2 separate regions of the Homo sapiens genome follow, and region 1 is linked to region 2. Evidence: chromatin loops called from intact Hi-C (ENCODE). Cell type or tissue: endothelial cell of umbilical vein. All regions are shown on one strand. Each heading gives the region's core, and the rest is flanking DNA. Links, peaks and the distances in the headings are about the cores only. Region 1 has its middle 24 kb from the start of GBP5. Region 2 has its middle 27 kb from the start of LRRC8C-DT.

Region 1 (10,711 bases), core at 1,737-9,736, 310 kb before region 2:
TAATTTGCATTACTCAATGTCTGCTTTGAGTTTAAATATTAATTACATCTAAAAGCTACCTATATAGTGCCATCTAGATGGTGTTTTACCAAAGAACTGGGCACATTAGGCTAGCCAAGTTGATACATAAAATTAATGTCAAGAAAATGACACCTGTTACCACCTCCAGGGGAGGAGTCCCACTAAGTGGAAGATAGAAAAGTGTATAAGAGTGCCCACCATCAGGAGCAGCAGTCCCCAGATGTCTTCCCACTGCCTGGTTTGCAAGGTATTGTAATTGCCAAGAGACACATGACTCACATAGGTATTAGATGGAGCAACTCTTCACTCACATAGAAATAGTGCAAGATCAGCTTTAATAGTGCCTATGGCCGGTGGGTTTGTTCCACAGCCAATACAAGGAGATGGGGTCTGTACACAGTCGTCTTGTGCTACAGGTAAAGCACCCCATTCTGTCCCTATTGGGAATAGATATAACAGTGAGGGTGGCCAGGTGTTATATGACATACACACTTTAAGTAGAACAAAAAGCATCTATCAAGACCAGAATAGAGAGACACACTCCCGAACACAGTGATATGCCCATCAAAAGGCTATGAGGGCTCCTTATCACCCTGTAAGGAAGTGTCCCAGGCCCAAAGCCACTCTTATGTGGTCATGAAGGGGTTGAAAGACTGTGCACATGAGACCACCTTTCCCAATAGTCCACCCCTCCCCTGACCCCTTCTGGGACACTGTAATGACAGATAAAACCTATTAAATCTGACAAGACCACTACCTGCCTCAAATTGAAAGATGGAGCTGGGTTTGAGTCTGCTGTGCCTCTGAACAACCTGTATGCATGCAGTTTGCTTTCAGAGCCTCCTTGTCATTTTGAGACAGCACTTCATCAGGTTCACTGGAAGAACCAGACCCAGGAGGATGATCAGGCCTTCCTGGAAAATGGTCCTCAACCAACAACATGAGTGCTTGGATTAAGCCAACTAAAGAGGTAAAAAAAAATGAGTGTAGAGAGAATGCAGGTGTACAGCTAATAACCATCCAGTTGAGCACCCCACCTTCTCCAATTCAGTTTCTACATTCCCTAAATTATTAAGGTATAAACAGCAACAAGTGTTGGCAATACCTACCTGTTTGGCCAGCACATAATTGAAGGCTATTCAGTTATCTATCACTATGGTGGTGAGTGAGTTCAGTGAGACTTACTGGTCTTGAAGCATGAAGAACATCCAAGTTGTCGTGTACAAGTAATTCTCTTACAACAAGATTGTAGGACAAGACAGTCTTCACTCTGGGATGACAAATCCAGCATTGTTTGAGTTTATCTCCTCTCTCCATAGCTGTGCTGATTCTCTTCAGGGTGTTGTTATGCCAGGCAGGGCAGAGGCTTCTGCAGCAATGAGATGAGGAAAGATTAGTGCTTCCTCACTCTACTGTTGATCCACAAACCTTCAAAGGCTGCAGACGCTCTTATCCAATTATCTGGGTGAGGATTGCCTGGGATAGCCACTCAAGCTGTCTATTTGAGTCCTAAGGTTACAACTTCTGCAGGGACATGCTGCCCTTATTGCTTGACCCAAATCCTTTGGCCTTGGTTGTCCAATTCAGGAAGAGGATCACATGTTGAACACATTTGTTATATTCTATAATATCACCCAGCTGTATTGAGGGGCCTGGAATCCCAGGTGTGATCAGAGGAATGCTGGTTCCTCAACATTCTGTTGCTCCTTTCTCCATCCACATTGAGAGGCACCAGAAGGTAGCATTGCCTCCAGGTTTGAATTGGGAGGCCCTATTATGGTGCCATTGTAGCCCAGATCACAACCACCTTTGGGGAGTACTTTCCTGTAGGAAAATAGATAAAGAATGATTGGATATACTGAGATTGGGATTTTGAAGGTGCAGCCCAATCAAGAAACTCCCTGGTCCCCCACCTCCTCCCAGCTCAGTATTTCCCAGCATGAATTGCAGTGCCACGTTTAATGTCAAAATGGATTTTCTTAGTGTATTAGTCTGTTCTCATGCTGTTAATAAAGACATACCAGAGAGTGGGTAATTTATAAAGGAAAGAGGTTTAATGGACTCACAGTTCCACATGGCTGGGGAGGTCTCAAAATCATGGCAGAAGGCAAAGGAGAAGCACAGGCACATCTTACATGGCGGCAAGCAAGAGAGCATGTGCAGGGGAACTCCCCTTTATAAAACCATCAGGTCTCATGAGATGTATTTGCTATCACAAGATCAGCATGGGAAAAACCTGACCCCATAATTAAATTACCTCCCACCAGGTTCCTCCCACAACACGTGGGGATTATTACCATCCAAGGTGAGATTTGGGTGGGGACACAGAGCCAAACCATATCAGTTAGACAGGAGTGTCATCCTGTAGTCCTTCCTGATGATCTTTGTCTAGTTACTGCTTGAGCCACACATTTTATCATTTTATTACCCCATTTCTCTGGGTGAAATAGGGAAAATGCAAGATCCATCTTATGCCATGGGAACATGTCCACTGCTCTGTAGCTTGAGCAGTGAACACAGTGCTTTCATCAGATTGAAATTTTGCTGAACATATGCAAAGGTGCTTTTATAAAGCTACAGCAGTAGTTCTCTTGTCTACATGCTACACTGAAATGGTAGTCCCATATTCAGAACATGCATCAACAGTGGTGAAACACCACCAGAATCAGTGACTGGAAACTAGTGGTTTGATGTGGTCATTTTGCCATATTCATGTGGGTCCTAAACCCTGGTTAATTCAGGCTAGTTTATCACATTGCACAGCCTGGGTTACTGACAGAAATCACACTGCTGTGTTCTATCTTTGGCTTTTATTTTTCCTAGGGCAGGTCCTTATGATCTGGCCCATTCTTGCATCTGAGGTGGGCTCTGGGTCACATTCTATGGAGAACCCAATGAGCAACTGTGACAATTTTCTGAGCTCATGCTGGGTCAGCTCATGAGTGCCATCCACATTCCCTTTTGAATGGTCCTCTGCCATAGGTGTCAACACAAGTGATGAATAGGTGTCTTTTCCAGTCCATAAGCTGCTTCTACATTCCTGGTTTCTGCAGAGAAGCTCTTAATGGTCCAATCATTAATCTGCCAGTCACTGGACCATACGTAAATAAGTAGGAGGGAGTTGCTGTTGGAATACCTACACAAGTATTATTACCATGTAGAGCTTGGCCCATCAGGCCATGCATCCTTTTCTGGTCTGTCAAAACATGGCCATCCTTGGGGCATATGGCCACAGTGGCCCAGTGGACTCCAGCAGCTTTGAGTTTCATGGAACCATCCATTAATTAAGCCATATCATCAGCTGAAACATCTTCAAACTGAGGACCACATTTAGCTAAGGGAAAGGAGGGAGCATCCCATACAGGCCATTCAGCCCCCTCTCTAGCAAAGCAGCTACTTATTTACTCTCATTTGTAAAATTATTCTTCTATAACTTTCAGAAGGGTATCCTATAAGCTTATTTTAATGTTTTTCAGATTAATGCAAATTTGTTTTTTTCTTCTCCTCTGTATTCTAAACAACTGTTTACATTTCACTTTAAATTAATGAATCCAGCCAACATTTATTCTATCTTTTGTTTGCCAGGTATTGATATCCCATATTAGATGCTTTTTCTATTTTCATATTAAAATTTTGGTGAAGGACAGAAAAATGCATACAGACATAAAAATAAGTCAGAACAAAAAAGCTGTATCAAAAATGTTTTAAATTGCTTTAAATTATTATTCAAAGGAAATAAATTCAAATAGTAACAACATACATTTTATAATATCAACAGAGGGTAAAATTAAGACATTGCAAGCCATTGTGGTTGTTTTTCACAAATTTTTTCCTTTGACTTTGAAGTACAATTGTTTTAAGTGTTTTGCACATCGTCACTCGCTTTTCTTAGTTATTCAACTTGGTTATAAAAATACAGCAATAGGAAAGTAAATGGTAAACTTCTTAACATCTTCATTTTTTCAAAAATATGACTTTATATTAACAGCTTGTAACACTGTCTATATTTTTCTTTTAAAAGTGTTTTCATCATGAGAGGATGTTTGCAGCAGGAATATATCCTGGTTTGACTGGGAAAGTGAGAGGAAGCTATCAACACTTCCAGATAAGAAAAAAGAGAATTCTCTCTATGCTGTGTGCTTGTTCAGGCAGGCTATCTTCACCTGGAGACAACTGCCACTAGATTAGCTGTCAGTTCCCTGCATTTCTGAGTGTGCATATCTGCTAATTTTAGGTCAGTGTGGGCCTATCTTAGGATCTTTGTGTGGTAGGAGGGTTTCCGGTTTTAGGAAACACACTACCACAAAAAGATAACCTTGGCAAAGATAACCAATTGCTGCTTATATTAGATAACCCTAGTTAGAATATCCACCTGGTAAACCTGGGAACCCCATTTAATATTGGCTCCATGAGATCATCTGGAGTAATTCAAAACAGCACAAACCCTGGGAAAGTTATTTATATTTTATAAATAACTTTATAAAATAACAGTATTTTATAAATAACTTTATAAAATAACAGTATTTTATAAATAACTTTATAAAATAACAGTATTTTATAAATAACTTTATAAAATAACAGTATTTTATAAATGCTTGAGTTACCAGAATCTTAACAGAACTCTCCAAAGACACACTGTGAACAGAACTTAGAGGCCATGAATAAACCATTAAAAAAAAAACAGTTATTTAGGTTTGAATATAATACATGACAACGATGTCCTCTCTATGCCTTTGCTTTAATTTTCACCCATCCTATCCTGAAGTACCATGGCATTGCCCAGAAAGCACTGCCTAGATCCAGGCCAGACTCATCTCAAGCTTCAGAGTCTTCTGATCCTGCTCTCTCAGTAGGTTTTCCTTTTCTTTCACTCCTTTCTCAGTTGGGCTTTGATTTCCACAAAGCTCCTCTCTTGAGCCTCCAAGTTTTGCTGCTGTTCTTTACACCTTTGCTTGAGAAGCATTTTTTTCCTTTTCAGGTGATTTTTTTTTTTTTTTTTTGGCTCGCTTTGCTGATCCGTGAAGGTTTTTGAGAGGGAAGAAAAAGAACAGTCAGACGTGAGTGCCATACATCCCTTCTCAGATATCAAACTGCTGTTGAAAAGGCAGATGGGAAATATTTGAATTCATCCAGTGGCCATACAATAAGAGCAAACTTCAGAATGTGATGGGCAAGACACAGCTGTCTGGCTGACGCTCTACCACAACTCTGTTGTTATTTTCACATTTAGGAAGCTCCTTGTTTCAGAAAATCCTCCCATCAGATCTCTCAAACAGCCCTGCAGGAAACTACCCACCCTGATGGAAGCTGAGACCTGCCCCTGTACCTTGCAAGGCCTTGGATTTCCACAGGTTGGATTCTATCCACATCTGCTACAACCACAGCAAGCGCTGGAGAGCTCAATTATTTTGAGGAACCAAGAAAAGGCCAAGACACATCACGCAGGTCAAACTTAAACTTCCAATGAAATACTCTGAGGAGAAATTCTGTTCCAATTAATGTTTCCTTATTCTTTGCCTGCCCACACAAGTTTTCAAGATCTTGCTTGTATTGCTCCCCCTCCAACCTCCCCTGCCAATGTTGCTTCTCCCCATCAATGCTAGGTTCCACCACTTAGAAAAATGCGTACCTTTATAAATGCATAACTTCTGGTGCTTTCATATTTTCACATGTTTTTTTCTGCCTATGGGTCTTCTCTTTAGAAGTTAAAGAGGCAGAAAAACATCTGCAGCTAGATTAGCTGTCAGTTCCCTGCATTTCTGAGTGTGCATATCTGCTAAATCTAGGTCAGGATCTCCGTATGGTGGTAGGGTTCCCGTTTTTAGGAAACATACTACCACACAAAGATAACCTTAAAATAACCAATTGCTGCTTATATTTAACCCTAGTTACAATATCTACATGGTAAACCTGGGAATCCCATTTAATATGGCTCCATGAGATAATCTGGAATAATTCAAAGTAGCAGCACAAACCCTGGGAAAGAAAAAGCATCTAAACTTGGAGAGCATGAACACATTCTTCAAAATTTACATCACACTCCTCTTTCAGGAAGTTTTCCTAGCCTGCCTTCCCTTCAAGAATTGAATGTGCACTTTAAATAGGTAAAATATATAGTGTGTAAATTAGATTTCAACCAAGTCATTAAAATAAAGCAAAATCTAACAAAAATAAATTCGAATCACTCCCAACTTGGAAAAGTGCTCTCTATAAGACTATTGATATGTTTCTTACTTCCTTGGGCCTCCCTGTGTAATGTTGATTTTACAGCACATAATCTCTATGGTATCTTGCTGCTGGAACATCCTGGGAATCCACCTACAGGATAAATAACAGTGGTGTTATGGTCCGAAGGTTAGTGTCCCCTAAAATTTATATGTTAGGACCAAATATTCAATGTGATAGTATTAAGAGGCAGGGCTTTTAGAAAGTGATTTGAATGGGATTAATGCACTTATAAAAGAGGTTGAAAGGAGTGACCCTTCTCCTTCCATCATGTGCAGATACAGCAACAAGGCACCATCTTTGAAGCCAAGAGCAGCTCTCACCAGCCACCAAATCTGCCAGCACTCTGTCTTGGATGGCCCAGCCTCTAGAACTGTAAGAAACAAATTTCTGTTTACAATTTACCTGGTCTAAGGTATTTTGTTATAGCAGCCAGAATGGACTAAGACAAGTGATATAACTAAAAGCAAAATAAATATAAAGAAAGACTAGGCCAGGTGCAGTGGCTCACACCTGTAATCCCAGCACTTTGGGAGACTCAGGTGGGTGGATCATTTGAGGTCAGGAGTTCGAGTCCAGCCTGGTCAACATGGTGAAACCCCACCTCTACTGAAAATACAAAAATTAGCTGGGCGTGGTTGTGGGCACCTGTAGTCTCAGCTACTTGGTAGGCTGAGGCAGGAGAATTGCTTGAACCCGGGGGGTGGAGGTTGCAGTGAGCTGAGATCACACCACTGCACTCCAGCCTGGGTGACAGAGTGAGACTCTGTCTCAAAAAAAAAAAAAAATGACTTGGTAAGAAAATCTTCCCAGAGAAACTTGGGTTGCTATGAATGGAAAAGAGTCCACAGAAAACATGACAAATTCAAAATAACTAAAATTACAAGCACATAAGGTGACTTTTCAAGTATTCACTAAAGGAGGATATAAGAAGGTCAGTCCTGAATTTGCTTCAGAAGTCAGACAGATTTCCAGATAAAAATTATCTGGAATTTATAGAGAACTGTGTTACTCTATTTTATCTCCAAGTTTGGAGGAGAAAGAGATAAAATAGAGTAATACAGTTCTCTATAAATTCCTTACTCAGAAGAATCTCCTATGAATGATAGGTAATCTTATTGCCTATAAAGTGGCCACTAGCTATTATTCTAAAATTAAGGTAACAGAGCCAACTACTAAGACAAAGTATCATGAAATGCTTGTCATACTAGAAGGATGCTATATGAAAGCTTTGAAATGAGCCAGGTAAGGCATCTGCAGGACTTGTCTGTGAGAACATCACTCTGTAGGGCCAGTGTGTTCTCACTCTGAGTCAGAGGTGTTTCTGCATTTTCCAAATAATGAAACCATTCCACTGTTGATGATATTCACATAAGTCACTACCAGAATCCCCAGCCCTGAAAGAGGCAGGAAATTTGGGACATCAATGGGATTCAAATATTGGGACTACAGTTCTAAAATCACAAGCAAACTCTACACAGTGTGAATACCGTCATAAGTCCTATCTTTTCTTACTAAATTCACCTTTATCTTCCTATTCACTCTTGTGTGTTTCTCAGGTCACTGTATTTAAACAATTAATTATTTTTTTCTTTAGTTAATATGCTTGAGATATCCTGGAAAAACAATTTCCTGGTGAAGCATATTACAAACAAACTAGACTAGAGAGGTGAATACGTAGGCAGGGTAAATTAGATTATTTGTCCTGTTAAAATTCCACTTATGAATTATTCGAAATTTAGTTTGAATTAAGATATATCCATATCCATATTTCACATTCTTAGTGAAGAGGGCACTTATCATATCCAACATCTCTTCTTGGAAATTATGGTAGCCTTCATGTTATGTTTACATAATCTTGCTATAAAAATAGAGATATAGAGAACCATTTAAATATATTGAGAGTCAAGTATTTGCTTGTAGACCCATGGAATAATTGTACTGTTAACACTCAACTGTATGAAATGAAACTTTTATTTTGAATGTAAATGGAGAGCTCCATATGTATAGAACACATATGACCGGGCACAGTGGCTCACACCTGTAATCCCAGCACTTTAGGAGGCCGAGGCGAGTGGATTGCCTGAGCCCAGGAGTTCGAGACCAGCGTGGGCAACATGGCAAAACAAAGTCTCTACTAAAAATATAAAAATTAGCCAGGCTTGGTGGCGCATGCCTGTAATCCCAGCTACTCAGTAGGCTGAGGCAGGAGAATCACTTGAATCCGGGAGACAGAGGCTGCAGTGAGCTGACAATAGAGTGGAAAAAAAAAAAAGAAAGGAAGAAAACCACATATATGGCAGAATATCACCACGGGTGAATTTTAATTTATTAATTTATTTTATTTCACTTTTAGTTGTATGACTTGTCTTAGTCTATTCTGACTGCTCCAACAAAATACCTTAGAGTGGATAAATTATAAACAATGAGTGTACTTGCTCCACAGCACTGCAGGTGACTGTGCTCAGTACTAACTAGTTCTCCGTAGCTGCCAACTCACCCTTGCTCTGTTTCCTCCCTCTAAGGTTTTGCTTCTAATTTATAAACACTGAAAACAAACTAAGAATGTTAATCATTCCCAGAAAGGAAATGGAGTGAAAACTGAAGCTGAAAGTAAAATTAGCTCGTGGGGTTTTTAAATATTTAGAAAAGGCATGCTGAGTTAATATCTAGAACATGACAAAGTATAGATGCAATGAAGGTTACAAAATTCCAGTAACTATTTACATTAGCAAAGACTTGGAACCAACCTAAATGCCCATCAATGATAGACTGGATAAAGAAAATGTGGCATATATACACCATGGAATACTATGCAGCCATAGAAAGAATGAGATCATGTCCTTTGCAGGGATGTGGATGAAGCTGGAGACCATCATTCTCAGCAAACTAAAACAGGAACAGAAAACCAAACATCACATGTTCTCACTCATAAGTGGGAGTTGAACAGTGAGAATACACGGACACAGGGAGGGGAAAAACACACACTGGCACCTGGCACCTATCAGGGGGTGGGGGACAAGAGGAGGGAGAGCATTAGGACAAATACCTAATGCATGCAGGGCTTAAAACCTACATGACAGGTTGATAGGTGCAGCAAACCACCATGGCACATGTATACCTATGTAACAAACTTGCATATTCTGCACATGTATCCTGGAACTTAAAGTAAAAATATATACATACAAGTATATAGAAAATTCCAGTAACTGCAGTTACAACTTAGTACATGTTGCCTGACTAGCTTTCTTGTTATTACCCCATCTTGCCATTAGCAGATGAGTACGGTGTATTTTAGTGGGAATTTTGCTGTGTTTATATTTTTAGACTTCATATAGATTCCTGAAGGTGTAGATTAATGTTTTTAATCAAATTCTGGGAGTTATGGTCATTTAATTATTTTTATGTGTTATTGAACTTCTCAATGCCAGAGTTTCTGTTTTTTATAACTTCTATCTCCTTATTGAAATTATTATATCATGAGTCAATGTCATCATATTTTGCTTTGATTCTTTGAACAATGTATTAACGTTAATTACTTGGTATCTTTGTTCTTTAGTTTCTTTGATGTCTTGCCTAGACTAAGTCTCTACAGTCTGAGGTCCTCCTATGTGCAGCAGCTGGTGGCTCTGTTCAGTTATACTTTTTTTGAGATTTTTAAGATTTTATTTATAGTAGACACACAATAATTGCAGATGTTTTGAAGATACAGTGTGATGTTTCAATGCATGTATGCATTATATAATGATAAAATCAGGGTAGTTATGTCAATCACCTCAAACCTTTATCATTTCTTTGTGATGATAACTTTCAAAGATCCTTTATTCTAGCTATCTTGAAATATACAACACATTGTTATTAGCTACAGTCACCCTACTGTGTAATCGAACATGTAAGTTATTCTTCCTAACTGTAACTTTATACCCATTGACCAACTTCTTGCCATCCTCCGCACCTCTCCCCACTTTCCCATGCTCTGGTAACCACTACTCTCTACTTTTATGAGATCAACTCTCTTAGATTCCACATATGAGTGAAATCATGCAGTATTTGCCTCTCTGGGCCTGGCTTATTTCACTCAACACAACATCCGCCAGTTTGATCCATGTTGCCACAAATAAAGGATTTCATTCTTTTTTTAAGGCTGACTAGTGTTCCATTGTGTATATGTACCACATTTTCTTTATCCATTTATCCATCCATAGACACTTAGGTTAATTCTGTATCTTCGTTATTGTGAATAGTGCTGCATTAAACATTAAAGAGCAGATATCTCTACAATATGCTGATTTTAATTCTTTTGGATATATATACACAATAGTGGAATTTTGGACTCTATGACACTCTATTTTTAATTTTCTGTAGAACTTCCATACTGTTTTCTATCATGTCTATGCTAAATTTCCTTCCCACTAACTGTGTGAATAGTGTGTAAGAGTTCTCCATTCTCTGCATCCTTGCCAGT
Region 2 (10,711 bases), core at 1,746-9,745:
TGCCCCAACCACCATACTCCAAGCTTACGTATCCTCACCTATTACTAACTCCCATCTTCAAGAATATGAAATACCTATTATTCCAAGGATGATGCTTTAGCTTGTTCTCACCAAAATACATGTCTCCCAGTTATCAAGATTCTCTGTTTCTAGAAGGTAGTTTCTTGCCACAGTTTCAAATTTAAAATAAGAGACTTATTCCTTATGTTGAATGGGAAAAGGGCCAAGTTTCATTTGTTAGGCTGCTAACATAAGGAATTACATGTGGAAACCTGAGTTAACTGGCACCAAATTTCCAATTACTCCAATGACATGTAGTTACTCCTTGTAAATTAATACCCCAGGCACCTGTTTAAGTGCACTTACCCTTAGTTCAGCACAGCCTAGCATGTGAGTACCTTGGATATGGCCATGACTATTTTCTTCTCAACAGGAATGAACGAGTTACCATTGTGGTGTGAAAAACTGTTTCTCCCTTGAAATGCTTCTCAGTCATTAAGGAGTAGGTGGGAAGGTTTCCCTTCTGGAGTTTCTGAAACTGCACCACTAGTGGGGGACTAAACACCACCTGTGTGAAGGGAGTTTCCTTCTAGTCTTTCCCTGAGCTTGGGTTGGATTCACACCCTTGTCTGTAGTAATGCATAGAGAAACTTCTCAGATCCTCAAGGGGAGAAAAGAACAGTTCTCTTTTTCAAGTGGATCAAACCACACTTTTCATAATAGATTGAGCCTTTCTCTGGCAGTTGTTCTGTGAAAAGGGAAAGCCTAAAGAAGTAGCCACGTGAAGAATTGATGCAACACGCATTAAGTGGCCTGAGGAAAATCTGCTTGGCTTGTGATATCAGAGCAGCACAATGCATGTCGGGAACCTCACTGGTGGCTTCAAATTGAGAAAAGAGAATAATCTAACTATTTAGTTCCTGATCCTTGAGTTTGGAGAGCATCACTGTAGGAAGAAGTATTGAGGTGGTATATGACAATAACTTTATTTTGCACCTCCTGTGTGCCAGGCAGTCTGCTAGGTTTTCCATGTGTACTCTCTCAATCCAGCCAACAACCCTATTTGGTATGTTGTTCTGATTTTACAGGTGAGAAAGAAGACTTTCAAATTATTACCATCCCAAGGTCTCATGACTGCTGAGAACAGGAACCATATTCAACCTACAGGTCTGCATAGCCTGTTTCTACAGAGATTAGCTGAACATTAAACATCAACTTTATCCTCTCATAACCACCTTGGAGTTTTGAAAACTCTGGTTTTCAGAGCTCAGTGGTCTCGTCCAGTCTGCTTTGATCCTAGTGCTTCCTCCTGCTCTATAGCTATCCTAGTTTCTATCTCCTCAGCCATAGTCACTTCCTGTATGTTTTATTTTCCTCCTCATCCTCTAATGTAATTCTGGATTCAGAGATCTTCCCAATGAGAAGAAACCATGGAGAATTTGCTGAGAAGGAAGGGTTAAGTGGCTTGTTGGAGATCACAGCCCCAGTGATTTAGGAAGATGGTACCATGATCTGTGCATGCCCCCGTTGAGTGCTCTTTTCACCCTACTGTGCTGGCTCTGAAGAGCACAGATAATCCGCATTTCACCAAAGACTAGTGGAAGAGCCAGATCAGCACCCATGTCTCCCACCTAACTCTAGAATCTGTGTATTCTCTAATAAGCTGCATTCATTTTAGTTGTAATCTGCATCTTAATGATAATCCCTTCCCATGCACAGTGCATCACTGTACCAGAGAACTTTAGGCCATTTTTCCCATTTCACATATAAGCAAACTGGGCTCTGAAAGAGACACCTTCAGTGGTTACCATTATTGGGAACTACTAAAGCACCTGCCATGAGCTTTATAAATATCATTAATCCTTAAAGCATATCAAGTAGGCATTACCTCTATTTTACAGGTTCAGGTAGCTTAACTAACATACTAGATTATATAGCTAGCATAGCACATGGAAGAGTCAGGTTTTAAACTGGGGACTCCATAGCACCATAGACTCTACTTTTTGTATACTATGCACTGCCATGGTCATATGGCTAGTAAGTGGTAGGGTTGTGAGCACACTCTAGGATTTTAACATCTAATTCAGTATTCTGTTCTTTATAATGTGCAGGCTCTGAATATTCTGAATGTTGAAAAAGATTGATACACATGTAGACATGTGCATGCCTACACACAGAGTTTTAAACATTTTAGTATAATTTCTTCCAAATAACCCATTTATTTATAAACTTTGATTATTTTGAAAGTGCATAGTTTATATTTTAATGTTTTAACCTAAATCTACATTTGCTGTCATTAGAAGAATGGAGTGTCATGCTGGATTTCTGACCCTGTGGGTGATGTTGGATAATGACCCCAACCTCTTAAAAAGAGTTGTTAACATTTAGTGTTTTTTGTTTCAGTTTGCAAATGAGGCTCACGTCAGTTTGGGTTTTATTAGAGAATGGAAGTTCCAGTTTAACTCCCTGAGAGTGCTGATTTATTATAGGAAAATGCTGGCAAACATTTTAGACTTACAAAATGACTTCTAATCACAGTTCAGGCTAAATTTGTTCTTCTGCTGATTTAGAATGTTGGAGAGTGAGAAGAGTGAGGAGGAGGGACAAGTTAGGCTGTCCTTATTGAATTCATGCCACGTTCCAGATAAGAAGCTGCCTTCCTTGCCCTGGAAGATGCTGTGACCCTGGCTTTGCCTTCTGGCTGAATGCACTACGAAGCAGGAAGAAAGCTTCAACCCCAGCTCTAACAATCCACTGCCATTTAACACTGGTTCACTTGGCATTTCCCCTGAGGTTCTTCAAAACGCTAGCCCTTTGAAATGTTTGTCATGTCAGGTCCACGTGAGTCACCTGCTCAGGTGTCCCCAAGGCCCGTTACACAGTGGGACTGTGGCTCTAAGGGGTCCCAGGCCCTCTCCACTGAGCTCTTCTATGAAAGGAAGATGACTTACCAAACGACCTTACTGGGACTTTGCACTATTTTTAAATTTTCTTCTAGAAGATGAAAGAAATTAGCTCTTCTCCCTTTTTCTTTCTCTCTGGTAGTGAGTATAATAATTTCTCCTGATGAACAGAGTGTCCATGGAGAATTTTTTCATGCTGGAAATAAGGCAGATGGCTTGGGTGTTGTCTCAGATCATCAGTAAAGGCCCCAGCTAAGTTAATGACTAGAAGGGCCTGGAAGAAATTAACATGCTTCTCAGGGTAAGCTGTGGCTTGGGGAAGTTGGTGAGGATGCTGGAGGATGTCTGACAGAGGGAGAGAAAATAGGGTTCTTTTGACTTCTGGGCTTCAGCACTAGCCCTCGTGATCCTGCCATTTCCAGTGTGATCTGCAGTGTGATCTGCATGCACAGGGTAGCAGCCTAACTGAGCCTTGTGAGTGGGTGGGCTTGGATGCTCGCTAGCTGGCCTTCCAACTCCAATATTCTGATCTACATAAAATGCTGAGTGAGTGGGAAGTGTTGATCATGTTTAATACTGAGTAATTTTCTTAAGAACTTGAGTATGTCATACATTTCTTTTTTCAGCTTTGGAAATGATTCACTTTTATGACACATGAATAAGACTTTTATTCACTAAAGAACCTCAAGCATAATAGCAAGTGAAGGAGGATGGAATTATCTTAAAGGGCTGTTCTGCAGTGCCTCCCCGTCAGGAGAGCCAAGTAGACAGTGAAGAGAAGCTATTTAGGGCAGTACAGTTAGAAACATTCCCAGCAGGGCCTTCACAATGCTCAGGTTACAATTCCCAGTTAAGAGAAATGTCCTGAGGTTGCACAGGTATAAAGGTGACCTGTGAGGTACTTGGCTGTCTTGGGCTTTAACACCAAAATTTGAAAGCTGAGGCTGACCCTTTATCACTGGCTTTCCTCCCAGAGTCTGACCTAGGGCAAATAGATGCCTGACAGTTTTAAGTTCTCCAGTTTCTGTTCAGCTGAGACCTGAGTGTCAGGTCAGCTAACAGGCTCCCCGTTGGAGAAACATGACTCTAGGTTTCAGTGCACTGAGAGATGTTAACTTCTGCCTGGTCTTAGGGTACAGCCCCACCTGGGTGCCAGCTCCAAGGGCAGACTATGCGCTCACCAGGTTCATCTGATAATGCAGTGGGCAGACATAGCTATGTGCTGTTCACTTGCTCTGTGCCCTCATGCCCAGTCTAAGACTGTCCAAGGCCCGGCCTAGTCTCTGCTTTATCTGGAAGAAGACAAGAGCATTTTCCTGGACTGACAGCCCAGAAGGTACTCATCTCCAACCTGGATCAGAGCCCTATTTTCACCAGTAACTCTTGAGTCATCTTGTACCTCTGAGCCTCAGCTTCCTCGTCTGTAAAATGTAAGCTTTATTTTATAAATATTGAGTGTCTGCTACTTACCCAGATGCTGCCTAAGGTATTGTGAATACAGTGGGGGACAGCAGGGACAAATAAGACCCACTCCTCATAGAAACAAACCTCATAAGATCTTAAGAGGATTCCACGAGATAATATGTGTAAAATGTTAGCATCTTGTCTGACCCTAGTGGTTGCTTTCTACGTTAGCTTTAATGAGTTTTCCTCCAAAGATGATAGAAAATATTTCAAAGTATGTCCTTTCCTGCCTTGGTCTGTGCACATGCATTTCTGCCAAAAAGGCTCTTCCTTAATTCCTATGCCTAGCTAACTCCTGTTCATCCAGTTCTCAGTATAAATGGTCACTTCTTCAAGGTGGCATTTTTCTGACCAGTCCATCCTTAGATCCCCCTGTTGTTTGTTCCCAGGGCAACTGGTACTATACTTTGAGGTATCCATCCTCTTGATAACTATGACTTATTTAGTGTCTGTTTCCCTGACTAGACTGTAAAGCTAGTGTAAACAGCATCCATGTTCACCAGAAATCTTGATGCTGAGCTTTGAGATTCTGCATAAACATCTGACCATCTTGCTGATATTTGAAGGGAATGTTCCCTTTCACATGAGAAAATTACATTGGACCAGAAAAGAAGAATCTGGCCCACCAGGAGCACATGGGTCCTTTCTTCCCTCTTTTCTCTCTCCTACCATGAAGAGGAGGGACGGCCAAGAAATGGCTGAAGAAAGGCCATTCCCAGGGCTGTACCCACATCTCTTAGAAGTAGCAGGTAGTCAGGGAACATAGGATGGAGAGTTGGGTTCCCCATTGTTCACAGGAACTTACCCAGTACCCATTCAAGGACCTACTGGGAATGGGGCAGTAAGGGTCTTCTTTGATACCATCTGCCACAGCCACACCCTTGTCCGTTCTCACCACAGCCAGGCAGCATGACTTAAAGGAGGTCTTGTTTCTTGTAACTATAGATAGTAGAAGCTTGATAAAATGAAATCTAAGGTCATAAGACTGGAATGGTGTCAGCCGCAGAAACGTCTCTGTCACCTTGTGTGAAAGATGCCCCCAGCCTCAGTACCTTTTGGAAGAGACCTTGGCAAAAATACAGCTGTTTACATGTGACTCACCAGAAATGTGAATGTTCTTGCCCTTTTGTGCCCTGTGGGATTTAACAAAGCAGCAATGTGACCTGACCCCAGTGGTTTTCTTTTGGCCAGAATCCAAGTCCTCCAGGCAGTGCTGGACTTCCCACATGCATTCCTGCCAGCCCACTATATGGAACTACAGGGCAGTCCTCTCTGCCAAGCCTTTCTAACCTCTATGTCTTTGTCCAGGCTGTTCCCTCAACCAGAAGTTCCTTTTTTCCATACATACACATATGAATAAACCTCAATTCATTCTTCAAGACTAAGATGATATCACTCTATAACTCCTCTAATCACCCTCTTTCCCCAAATTGGAGTTAGTTATTCTGAACCCTTATACCAATGTAGTGAGGTTATGGATTTCCCGCTCAGTCATCTGAAGGCAGAAACCAAATCTCGTTCATATTTGTGTCCCCTTCCACTAATATAGTATCTGCACCTATAATTTGTTACAGTATTCTACACTGTAGGTGCATAATGAATAAATAGCTGAAAGCTGGGCATTTGCAAGGTGTGTGCTGGCCAGTGGGTCAGCCAGGATGCCTAAGGGCAAAGGCACATGCCAGAAACCACTAATGGAGACTTTTGTGGACAAATTGTTGAAACAGTGAGAAGTTGTTAAATCCTTGTGGGTAAGAAAATGGCATAAGGAAGTAGTACTTTGGATACAGTCTTTGAGGGCATGGGTACAATGATGTTAAAGGAAGAAAACTGACATTTATTCTATAGATGGGGGAACTGAGGCTTGGGGAAGTTAAGTGATTTGCCAAAAGACACACAGCTAGTAAGCAAAGGAAACTGGTTTAGAATCTAGATCTGGTTTCAAAGTTTGTGTTCTTAAACAGTATGTGAAAACTCAACCACATCTGCATACACTACCTTGAACTAGTGTCCTTTAGATCTTCAGGGTATTCCCCTCCCAACTGTGTTAAGTTTGATGGCAGAATATCACTAGCCCTCATGGGGCCTCAGTTTCCTCTTCAGTAAATGAGGATAGTTGGGCTAAGTGACTCTAAGGCCACTTTTAGGCTCTGAGATGCTATGATTCTCTGTAGAATACAAATGGACTTTCTAACCTGGAAGTCAGCTTGGTCAAAACATGAGCGTACTTGTGTATTGGGCCTGAAAATCCTTCTCAGGTGTTGCAGTCATGATTCCAATACACACAAAAAGCTGGGAACTATTATCTTAGAGGTCTAATCATTTGTCCCAAATGAGTATTCAAATACACTCAGGCATCTAAGTTTTCTGAACTCATAGAAAGTTCCTGTTTATCCGAAGTCTACTTAAGTCACAGCAAAGTTTCCACTCATTCTCCAGGCTTTCCATGTTATTCCAAATCACACTGAAATAAAGTTCAGTATTGCATTACCCACACCTATGGCACCCAACCCCCAGGCCCCCACCACCTCACCCCATCACACAAGTCTCAATCAAGCATACATGCACTTCTCTGACACTAGGCTGAATCTTAGGGTGGAACACATCTGAAAATGTCTGTGTGGTTCAGAATGAACTCTGAAAAAGTTTCCGCCCATACCATTGAATAACATCCTGTTGTTTTGGCTTTTTTTTTTCTATCAAATCTGTGCAATAATGCCTTTGATTTGGCTTTCATTTACAATGATCTGCCTGATACCATTTCTCTGAAACATTCGGAACCAGATACAATCTTATTATAGTCAGCTACATAAAGTGGACCTTTCAGAGCATAAAGAAACATCTGTCCTCCATCTGTTGTGCCTGAAAAATAGGACTTTCAATAGAGCACTTTGTAGGGCACTAGTGCTTTTAATGGGCAAGAAATCCATTTCTGACTAAAATCTCAATAAATATATCTAAAAGAATATTTTCATCTTACAAACTGTCTTTCAAAGAGCACTTCAAAGGCCACTCTAGCAAAGTGGCATATTAAGAACATCGTCTCTAGACTCAGCCAAACCTGGTTCAAATACTTGCTTTGTGGATATACTGGCTGTGTGATCTTGGAAAGTTATTTAACCCTGATAATTTTAAGTTTTCTCGGGGATGTAAAATAGAATGCTAGCATCTACCCTGAGAGATAATATTTTTAAAGAGACTGGCACATGGTACAGCACCAAATACACATCAGCTGCTGTTCCTGTTTTGTTATTGCTGCTAATACTAGGAGCGGAATGGCCTGATTCCTGATGCAGCTGAATGAACACGGGATTTGGAATCAGAAAACCTGATTTTGCACTCTACCATTGCCACTGACTAGTCAGATGACCCTGGGGAAATCACTGAATGCTTCTCAACTTAGCTTCTTCATCTGCAAAACAGGGAAAATAAAAATAGCTATCTCACAGATAACAACTGTGAGGTTCAGATAAGGTGATTTACGTGAATTTCCTTTGCTAACTTCTAAACTCTGTACATATGAGTTCCTTGGTGATTGTTAGTGTTATGGGCTGAATGTTTGTGTCTTCCCCTAGAATTTATACATTGAATCTCTAACCCACAATGTGATGGTATTAGGAGGTGGGGTTTTGAGGGGTAGTTAGGTTTAGATGAGGTCACGAGGGTGGAGCCCCGTGTTAGAATTAGTATCCTTACAAGAAGTGACTAACAGCTCGCTCTTTGTCTGTGTGTGTCATGTGAGGACACAGCAAAAACTCAGCCGCCTACAAGCCAGGAAGAGGGCCCCCACCAAGAACTGAATCTGCCAACACCTTGATCTTGGACTTCCTAGCCTCTGGAACTGTGAGAAACAAAGTGTCTGTTGCTTAAGCCACCCAGTCTAGGATACTTGTTATCACAGCTCAAACTGACTAAGACCGTTAGTAACAACACCAGAACTGAAGAATGTATCAAATTTTCTTATTCAGAAATTTTTATTTACAAAAACCTTAGTGACGTGCTTAAGTAATTGTAGCTGATTTCCACTTAGTCACGGAAGTGAGGACTCTTTGCAGGGACTAAGGTAGCATCAGGTGCAGAACGTCTGCCTTTCCCAACAAAACTTTGTCATCACTGTGTACTCACCTTAGACCTGGTCTCTGTGAATGTTTAAAATGTGACCTTTCTGTTGGTGATGGGTCAGGAAAAAATAAGAAATTAAGAAAAATTTTAAAAACGTGTCCTGGTCTATTGCCAATGTATCTGAAGAGGTAGTGTTACGGGATCTTTGGGGTGTCACTTTTCTGGCCGGAAACCTCTGTGGCTGGTGGTGCCTTTGTCTGAGTTTTGCTCGGCCCGCTAGGCTTGTTCCACCCACTCAGCCTGGCAGGCTGCACTCAGCTCACGATACCGGTCTGGATCCCATGCCCCTAAGGGAGACTGCGAGTCAGGCGTGGAGTGGCAAGGGATGTGTAAGCGAGCATGGGGTCTGGCCACTGCGCAGTCAGACATGCCGGCTGCTACCACAGGGCGGGCAGCTCCACGTGCCAGCACAGGCACTGGTTCTCTGTGAGGCTGCAGCTGGACCAGGTGCACCACGAGCAGCTTCCTTGGCTGGCACCAGGGAATGTAGTGGCACCCAGAAACTTGGAAACATCAGGAACTGCAGAGCCCCAAAGAGGGAGTCAAAGCCCTGGCTCTAGGAGCTCCCAGGTCTGGGCTTCCCGAAGGGTCACAGCTCTTCTCTCCTTTTCACCCACAACGTGGCGAGCAAGGGGCATGTTTCAGCCCTGTTGGGGTTATAGATCTTTTAGCTTCGCCATTGGGCAGGCCCTGAGTTCTTGACCTGCGACCAGGAAGAATGAGGTGCACAGACAAGTGGAGGGTGAGCAAGACAAAGAGGAGCTTTTTTGAGCGATAGAACAGCTCAGAGGAGACCTGCAGTGGGTATCTCAGCCAGTGTTCAGCTCTCATCAGAGAGGGTAGCTCCTCTCTGCTAGGCAGGTCATCCTGATGAGTGTCTAGCTGTCAGCAGAGAGGGTAGTTCCTCTCTGCAGCTGGTCATCCCATTGTCTTCTCAGCTCTCAGCAGACGGGAGACACTGAGGTGGGTAGTTCCTCTCTGTAGCGGGTCATCCCACCATTTCCCCGTCCTCTCTCTATCCTCTCTCTGTCCTCTGCCGGAGTCTGGCTGAATCCAGGGTTTTTATGGGCCTCAGAGGGGAGGAAGTGTGTGCTGATTGGTCCATGGGTGGCCATGGGCTGGCCCAGAAAAAGCACTACAAGTCCTCCCTCCGGTCCTTGGAACTGGCAGCCTGGCCCTCAGGCTTCGAGTCCTCCCTGGTTTGAGGGTGGGGCTTCACTAGGCACCAGTCCCCTTCCACCCAGGAGCCAGTCGGCCTCCTGCTACTGTTCATGACACCCAGGCTGTTCATGCCAAGGGACACCTGCAGGCCAGCACCAGGCTGTGCTCAGCACCCGCCTCGGCATCCCTCCCCACTGTGCTTGTCAGTGCCCAAAGTCCAGAGGGGGCTGAGGCGGCAGGGGCCTGGCATGTCAGCACTGCCTCGTGTGTGTGTACACCCAGCCCGGCTGTGACATCGCCCACACTTGGCCTCAACTCCACCCTGTGATTGGAGCCAACAGCAGGGAGAGGCCAGGCAGTGGAAGCAGACACCTTCAAGCCTACGGGGGCTAACAATGGGGATTCCCAGGTCCCCTGAGAGTGCAGAGATGCCCGGGTCTGCAGCTGCAACCTGGGCGGCCGTAGAGGCGCCTGGGAGGGTGGGGCTCCTGCCTGCTCCTCGCTCCTGCAGGCTCCGTGGAACGCTGCACCACTCCTGGCCCAGCTCCACCTCGGGGCTCCTCTCTGCGTGCCCTTCTGTGCCCAACCATGCTGCCCCCACACCAGGGGGCAATTCAGCCTGGCCTCATCGTGGAGGCTCCCAGGGCAGCAGGCTCCAGGGGGCTCCCAGGGGCAGGCTCCTCCGGGGACTATCCACCTCCTCCCCACACCTCCCCACAGAGGCGGTAGGCAAGAGAGATGACACGGGGCCAGGGTAACAGAGTGGCAGAGGCTCTGGGCCTGGGAGTGGGTCCCGCCTGGCTGCAGCCAGTGCAATGGCAGCGGCTGCTCTGGATGGCCCACCACTGCCATCAGCAGTAAGATAGAAAAGGGCTGTCAACTTGCCTGCTGGGTGTTGTTTTGATGTGGTAAATGTGAGTTTTTCAGATTGTATCTCCCTTCCCTTCCAAGTGTATTCAAAACAACTAGCAATTCAGCTACTTTCTGCCCTTCTGCGTACCTGATCTCTTTTGTCCATTTTGTAGTATGGAAGTCACTGGGCTGGAGTTTTTTATACCAGT

The links. Peaks named below come from ENCODE experiments on the same cell type or tissue, not always from the same donor. Only the 100,000 strongest peaks of a DNase experiment are listed, where the experiment ranks them.
Region 1: a loop joins it to region 2, with 9 times the contacts of the local background. A loop is called at or near these places in 2 of 110 quality-filtered maps.

The regions. Positions count from the first base shown.
Region 1 is chr1:89,291,125-89,301,835 of GRCh38, forward strand. It overlaps the pseudogene LOC100421401. Among named protein-coding and RNA genes, the nearest start is that of GBP5, 24 kb to the left of the region's middle. In endothelial cell of umbilical vein, for the core only: no CTCF peak of the experiment used is centred there; no DNase peak of the experiment used is centred there.
Region 2 is chr1:89,600,384-89,611,094 of GRCh38, forward strand. No RefSeq gene overlaps it. Among named protein-coding and RNA genes, the nearest start is that of LRRC8C-DT, 27 kb to the right of the region's middle. RefSeq lists an enhancer at 384-633. In endothelial cell of umbilical vein, for the core only: no CTCF peak of the experiment used is centred there; a DNase peak (open chromatin) is centred at 5,548.